3 separate regions of the Homo sapiens genome follow, and all the other regions are linked to region 2. Evidence: chromatin loops called from intact Hi-C (ENCODE). Cell type or tissue: dorsolateral prefrontal cortex. All regions are shown on one strand.

Region 1 (2,500 bases), 250 kb after region 2:
AAAAGATAAATTCTATATGATCTCATTTATATAAGACTCTAGGAAATGCAAACTAATCTACACATACAGAAAACTGAGGGCAGGTACTGAGAAGGGTAGGAGGGGGGCGTTACAGAGAGGCATGAGGAAACTTTTTGGGGTGATAGATATGTTTACTACTTTGATTGTAAGGATGAGGTCGCAACTCTGTGCGTGTCAGTGGTATATTTTAATATGAACGGCTTATTTTATGTAAATTCTACCCCTATAAAGCTGTTTTTTTTAAAAAAAAAAACTTCTCTTTGAGAGACATCACCTTTGTCTTTTAAACCATCTAATGTTGAATCTAAAAGTTCAGTGTAAAGTTTAATAAAATCAGAGTGTGTATGTGTCTTAATTTCCAGGACATATAATCATAGTGATTAAGCCAAAAGTGCTTATATGATTACCTATAAACTATCATAGTTAAATGACTAAATACCCTGCATAAGGTAAAATGATTATTTTATTCCTATAGATTGAAATTGCCCAACTTTTTATTAGAGAATAATAGATTAGAGGGCATGTTGGCTCATACCTGTAAGCCCAATGCTTTGGGAGGCTGAAGCGGGAGGATCCCTTGAGGCCAGGAGTTGAAGATCAGCTTGGGCAACATAGCAAGACCACATCTCTACAAAAAAATTTAAAATAAAATGTTTATCCAAGCATAGTGGCACTCACTCACCTGTAGTACTAGCTGCTGAGGAAGCTGAGGCCTGGAGTTCAAACTGCACAACGCTGCACTTCAACCTATGTGACAAAGTGAGATCCTATCTCTAAAATAATTAATTCAGTTTTTATAATTAGGGAACATTTAAATTCAGATTATAAGTAAAAAATGGAATAAACAGTCCTGTTACCTGATATGGTTTGGATCTCCATCCCTACCCAAATCTTATGTTGAAATGTAATCCCCAATGCTGGAGGTGGGGCCTGGTGGGAGATGATTGGATCATGGTGGTGGTTTCTCATGGTTTAACACCATCGTCCCCTGGTGCTGTCGCCGTGATGATGAATTCTCACGAGATCTGGTTGGTTTAAAAGTGTGTGGCACCTCCCCCTTCTCTCTTGCTCCTGCTCCTACCATGTGAGATGCCTTGGTCCCCCTTTGCCTTCCGCCATGATTCAGAGTTCTCTGAGGCCTCCCCAGAAGCAGATGCTGCCATGCTTTCTGTACAGCCTGCAGAACCGTAAGCCAATTAAACCTCTTTTCTTATACATTACCCAGTGTCAGATATTTCTTTATAGCAGTGTGAGAATGGATTAATACACTACGTCATGCAAAATGTAAAAACAGGCAACTCACTGAGAGTAAACCTAATCAACTTGTTCATTTAGATATAAACTGTAGAGACGACACTGCCATCTAGTTGTTGAATACTGAGTATACTGTTGAAACATTCTTGACAATGTTCTATTTCTCTTTTGTAGACTTACAAGGAACACACAGAAGCCCCTAACCAATTACATCTCCTTCCTAGGAGTGTGAATGTGACTGCCATAGTGCAGCCCATGCTGCCCCTGGTAATTATATGCCTCAACCCAAGCAGGTGATTATGTATCCTGTGACTACCTCATGCTCAAGGCTCTTCCATATTACACAAACACACACACTCATACTCAAAAGCAAAACAAAAATAAAACAATCTGCTTGATCCCTGCCCTATAGAGATTAGTCTAGTCAGGGAAACATACAACTAAGCATTCGAATACAGTGTAGTGGGTGCTACGAGAGCAGAAGTACAGAAAATATGTAAGCTCCAACAAGCACCAGCAGGAGTTAAAGGTTTAGGGAAAATTAGTGGGAAGTTTATCTAAAATGAAAGCAGTGGATAAGAGGAGATGAGATTCTGCAGTGTCCTGTAAGCTATTTTATTCTAGAAGCAGTGGAAAGCTTTGAACTTTTTGAAAGACCTTAAGCAAGGAAAGGAAGTAATTAGATTTGTATGTCAGAAATAATATTCTGGTTTTAGTATACAGAATGGATTAAAAGGAGGTAAGATTAGAGGCAGGGAGAGCTTGTTAATTTAAGCAAGAGTAATTTAAGCAAGAGATGATGGTACTAAGCTAGGATTATAAACATGGAAATGGAGAGAAGTTGGAGGGTTTGAAAGATGTTCTGCAGATATAATAAATATGACTTGCTGAAAGCCAACTGTGGAGAATTAGGAAGATGGAAACACCAAAGATGACTTCCATGTTTCTGACTTCACAACTGAGTGCATGGTGGTGTCCAAAAAGTGGAGGAGCAGGTTTTGAGATAATAAAATTCATTTTTACTCCTATTGAGCTGGAGGCACTCACGGTGTATCTAAGAACAAACATCTATTTGACAACTGAATATATGGTGTGATGCTCACTATAGAGATCTGGACGCTTCAGCACATACATTATCGCTGACACACTGGGGTAGACATAAGGCACGCTGAGTCTATTTCAGGAAATGTGCCTAGACTTAAAATAGATATGCACATAGAGTGGA
Region 2 (2,500 bases):
CAGATATATATTTTTTAAAAACTGGGAGGAGAAGTGCAGGCGCAGTGGCTCACGCCTGTAATCCCAGCACTTTGGGAGACCAAGGCATGTAGATCACAAGGTCAGGAGTTCAAGACCAGCCTGGCCAATATGGTGAAACCCCGTCCGTACTAAAAATAAAAAAATTAGCTGGGCGTGGTGGCAGGCACCTGTAGTCTCAGCTACTCAGGAGGCTGAGGCAGGAGAATCGCTTGAACCCAGGAGGCGGAGGTTGCAGTGAGTTGACAGTGTACCACTGCACTCCAGCATGGGCGACAGACCAAGATTCTGTCTTAAAAAACAAAACAAAACAAAACAAAAAACTGGGAGGGGAAAATATTTTTTTATTTTCTAATATGTTAGAACCCTTTCTCAATGTGTAACTCTCCTCATTCTTCTCCCTCTCATCTTTAACCAAAATTGTAAATGTTCTACATGTGCATCATGTTAGTCTATCAGGTGTTATTTAGATAATTGGTGCCTTTGACTTACATTCTTGTAAACGTTGCTTTAGTTCATAAACTCATAATATTCCCAGACCTGAAGCCTGTCTTAAAATTGATAATGTAAATCATCTAGGTCTGAATGCCTAAAGTGATGGGGAGCTCACCACCTCTTGTTTCTGGTCATAGGTAGGTGAGATCCCTTCTGCAGCAAGAAGTCAGGGGCAGGCCTGTGACACTAGCTCTGATTCCTGCAAATGACCAAATGAGGGGCAGGGCCTGGTGGTCTCCCAGTCCCAGCTGAGGCTCCCATGACCTGCACCCTCCTGCCCTCCCAACTCTCAGGTTCTCCCAACAGCCCTCCCCCAGCTAATTTCATAAAAGGCACTAAAAACTTTTGATCAGTCACAAAATCATGGGAAGAGAAAGAAATACAAGAAGAGAGAAAGAAGGGAAAGTGGCGTGAATCATTAACAAAGGCACCACATCCCTGATACTGTACTGTTCTGGGTGCTTTTTTCTCAATGAATTCTCACAAAATCCTGTTGGTATTAGTGATTCATATTTCTTACATATAGAAACTGAGTCGCAAAGAGGTTATTACTTAACTTGCCCAAGATCGTACAGCTAATAAGATGCAGAGATAGAGTCCACTTTTGACTCCAGTCCAGTGCTCTTTGCACTATTGCTTTCTTCCCAGGAGTCATTGTATCCACTCCTCTTAAAGAAAGGAAGGCGTTAAGTTTGGGATAGACTGTGTATGCACAAGAACCACTGTACCTCTCCCTGAACGCCACCAGATGGCGCAGTGGAAGGCTAAAATCCTGTTGCTTTTTATCAGTTCACTTGGCGAGACAGGCGTGGGGGAGGCCAGCTGCAGGGAGAATGTCAAAACAGAGTTCTATTTAGGAAAATGAAGCCTTCTGCCTGCCCCGTCTCCCACCGGGATCCTTGGATGGCTCTCGGCAGACTATAAATGAATTCGCTTCTTTCTTCCTTCCCCATCCTACTGCTAACCCACATCTCTGATTCTATTTTCTCTCCATCTCTGACACAAGGGCACTAGTTCCACCCACATCAGAGAATAGTGTGTCCTGAAGACAGAGAGGAGCAGGCAAGATGGGTGGTAGGGAGAATCAAGACCTGCAGTTCCCTGTAGCAACTGGAGGGGCATTTCCCAGACATATCCCTTCCTGCCTGCTTACCCAACACGCACACACACACACACACACACACCATAACACAGACATGCACAACACACACATATCATAACACACACACATCTCATAACACCATAACATGCACATATCATAACATACACATACACATGAACATGCACACAACACACAAGTGCTAATCTAAGGGCCCTGTCTTAGCCTGATGTGGCTGCCATAATAAAGTACCACACACTATGTGGCTTAAACCAGCTTGAGGGAGACCAGCTGCAGGGAGAACGTCAAAAAAGAGTGCTATTTAGGAAAATGAAGCCTTCTATTTTCTCAGAGATCTATTTTCTCACAGTTCTGGAAGCTGTAAGTCCAAGATCAAGGTGTGGATAGGTTTTGTTTCTTCCGATACCTCTCTCCTGGGCTTGCAGATAGCTGCCTTCTCACTGTGTCCTCACAGGGTCTTTTCTATGTGCACCCTGGTGTCTCTCTGTGTGTCCTAATCTCCTTTTCGGACACCAGTCAGATTGCATTAGAGCCCATCCTAACAGCCTTATTTTAACTTCATCACCACAACCCCACCACCTTTTTTTTTTACTTTAAAGACAGGGCATCACTCTGTTGCCCAGGCTGGAGTGCAGTGGCGTGAACATGGCTCACTGCAGACTCAACCTCCCGGGCTCAAGTGATCCTCTCACCTCAGCCTCCGGAGTTGCTGGGACTACAGGTGTGTGCCACCACGCCCACCTAATTTTTAAATTTTTTCTAGAGACAGGGGTCTCCCTATGTTGCCCAGGCTGACCTCGAACTCTTGGCCTAGAGCAATCCTCCCACCTCAGCCTCCCAAATTGCTGGGATTTCAGGCATAAGTCA
Region 3 (2,500 bases), 680 kb before region 2:
CTGAGGGATGATCCCATGTAAGATGTTTAAATGGATGTCTGGTTTCAGTTTCTAACCAGCGAGAAAATCTGATGAAGATAGATAGTGGCTACAAAATAAGGAAGTGGGGAGTGATCAGGAAATGAAAACTATAAAGAAAAAGGCCACTTGGGAACTATGGGCAACTCTTTTCCAGCAGGGTGGATTGGAAGCAGAGGAGAACAGGATGGAAAATGTTTATTTTCATAGTTCAGTGGTGAATCCAGAATTTTTCTACAGGAAGAACCTGGGTCAACATTCTGATTGGCAGAAGAGAGGTGGGCAACTAGTCTTGGAAATGCATTTTATATTAGATTAAGAAAATGCTATTGTCCTTATCAAAGAATTGGAGAAAGGAAAGATTAAAAACTCTTCCAAGCATCCCCTTGGAGCCACCATTGCCCAGACTTGAGGGCTGCCACATATGGATGTTAGCCTTGCACAGAGCTGCCTAATAAGGGAAAGTGGGGTCTGAAATCCATCCCATGCTCTGCTCACCAAACCATGCCCTAAACCTCCCAGGTATGCCTTTTCCTAATTTGCATATATACCAGCCGTACGCTGCATTGATGCAATAAAAACTGTTTTTTTCATCCCAATGGGCACAAACTGTATTTATCTATTAAATTCTTGTATTAATGAAGAGAACTGCCAGCACTCAACTCTCTAACTGAAAATTATTCAGAATCTGTAAAGTGTTTTTTAAAGGTGAGCTATTCTTACTTTCATGTCCATATCCTCACAAGGCATTTATTAGTGTTAAAACTTTCAAAGTCATTTGACTCTTACTATTAAAACATGTCTACTATTGAGAAAACAAAGCCATGAATTAAATCTGACTTCAATAAATTTTCACATGCCTTCCTTGAACCAAGCAATTGATACTTGCTTATGTCTCAACTCTGCAGCCCTTGTCTGAAAATCTTGATTTGTAGCTCACTAAGGTCAGTATGTTCCTATTATTGTGGCTTTGTTGGCTCCCTCTGGTGGATAAATTATGGGAACCTTAATTTTAAGTGCTCTTTAACAAAAAGCTTCAGCATTTTTTGTTTTTTAATTTTTAATTTTTTTATTTCAGTAGGTCTTTGGGGGAACAAGTGGTGTTTGGTTACATGAAAAGTTATTTAGTGGTGATTTCTGAGATTTTGGTGCACCCAGCACCCCAGCCGTGTACACTGTACCCAATGTGTAGTCTTTCTCCCAAGTCCGCAAAGTCCAACATATCATATGAAGATTTGTATCTTCATAGCTTAGCTCCCACATATGAGTGAGAACATAGGATGTTTGTTTTTCCACTCCTGAGTTACTTCACTTAGAATAATATTCTCCAATTCCATACAGGTTGCTGCAAATGCCATTATTTCTTTTTATGACTGAGTAAATGGTATATATATACATATACCACACTTTCTTTAGCCACTCATTGACTGATGGGCATTTGGGCTGGTTTCATATTTTTGCAATTGCAAATTGTGCTGCTATAAACATGCGTGTGCAAGTATTATCTTTGTATAATGACTTCTTTTCCTCTGGGTAGATACGTAGTAGTGGGATTGCTGGATCAAATGGTAGATCTACTTTTAGCTCTTTAAGGAAACTCCACACTGTTTTCCACAGTGGCTGTACTAGTTTACATTCCCAGTTCCCAGCAGTGTAAAAGTTTTCCTTTTCACCACATCCATGCCAGCATCTATTATTTTTTTATTTTTTGATTACGGCCATACTTGCAGGAGCGAGGTGGTATTGCATTGCGGTTTTGATTTCCATTTCCCTGATAATTAGTGATATTGAGCATTTTTCCATATGCTTGTTGGCCATTTGTATATCTTCTTTTGAGAATAGTCTATTCATGTCCTTAGCCCACTTTTTGATGGGATTGTTTGTTTTTTTCTTGCTGATTTGTTTGAGTTATTTGTCAATTCTGGATATTAGTCCTTTGTCAGATGTATTTTTGCGAATATTTTCTCCCACTCTAAGGATTGTCTGTTAACTCTTCTGCTTATTTCTTTAGCTATGCAGAAGCTTTTTAGTTTAATTAAGTTCCATCTATTTGTTTTTGTTTTTGTTGCATTTGCTTTTGGGTTCTTGGTCATGAAGTCTTTGCCTAAGCAAATGTCTAATAGGGTTTTTCCAATGTTATCATCTAGAATCTTTATGGTTTCAGGTCTTAGATTTAAGTCTTTGAGCCACCTTGAGTCGATTTTTGTATAAGGTGAGAGACAAGGATCCAGTTTCATTCTCCGACATGTGGCCTGCCAATTATCCCAGCACGATTTGTTGAATAGGGTGTCCTTTTCCCAATTTATGTTTTTGCTTGCTTTGTCAAAGATCAGCTGGCTGTAAGTATTTGGGTTTATTTCTGGGTTCTCTATTCTGTTCCTCTGGTCTATGTGCGTATTTTTATACCAATACGATGCTGTTTTGGTGACTGTGGCCTTATAGTATAGTTTGAAGTTGGGTAATGTGATGCCTTCAGATTTGT

What was found. Hi-C counts contacts between places; a loop is a spot of excess contacts. Peaks named below come from ENCODE experiments on the same cell type or tissue, not always from the same donor. Only the 100,000 strongest peaks of a DNase experiment are listed, where the experiment ranks them.
Region 1: a loop joins it to region 2, with 2.3 times the contacts of the local background. A loop is called at or near these places in 22 of 110 quality-filtered maps.
Region 3: it touches region 2 in a loop (3-fold over the local background); 14 of 110 quality-filtered maps call a loop at or near these places.

The regions. Positions count from the first base shown.
Region 1 is chr4:139,402,547-139,405,046 of GRCh38, reverse strand. No RefSeq gene overlaps it. Among named protein-coding and RNA genes, the nearest start is that of RAB33B-AS1, 50 kb to the left of the region's middle. In dorsolateral prefrontal cortex, CTCF peaks have their summits at 1,152 and 1,360; no DNase peak of the experiment used is centred here.
Region 2 is chr4:139,650,544-139,653,043 of GRCh38, reverse strand. No RefSeq gene overlaps it. Among named protein-coding and RNA genes, the nearest start is that of MGST2, 14 kb to the left of the region's middle. RefSeq lists a silencer at 1,195-1,489. In dorsolateral prefrontal cortex, CTCF peaks have their summits at 1,038 and 1,257 (motif pointing right); a DNase peak (open chromatin) is centred at 1,283; H3K4me3 peaks cover 618 bases; H3K27ac peaks cover 452 bases.
Region 3 is chr4:140,329,012-140,331,511 of GRCh38, reverse strand. The region is part of intron 2 of SCOC-AS1 (SCOC antisense RNA 1); the gene reads left to right. It also overlaps a transcript of SCOC not described here. Among named protein-coding and RNA genes, the nearest start is that of SCOC-AS1, 43 kb to the left of the region's middle. In dorsolateral prefrontal cortex, a CTCF peak has its summit at 1,003 (motif pointing left); no DNase peak of the experiment used is centred here.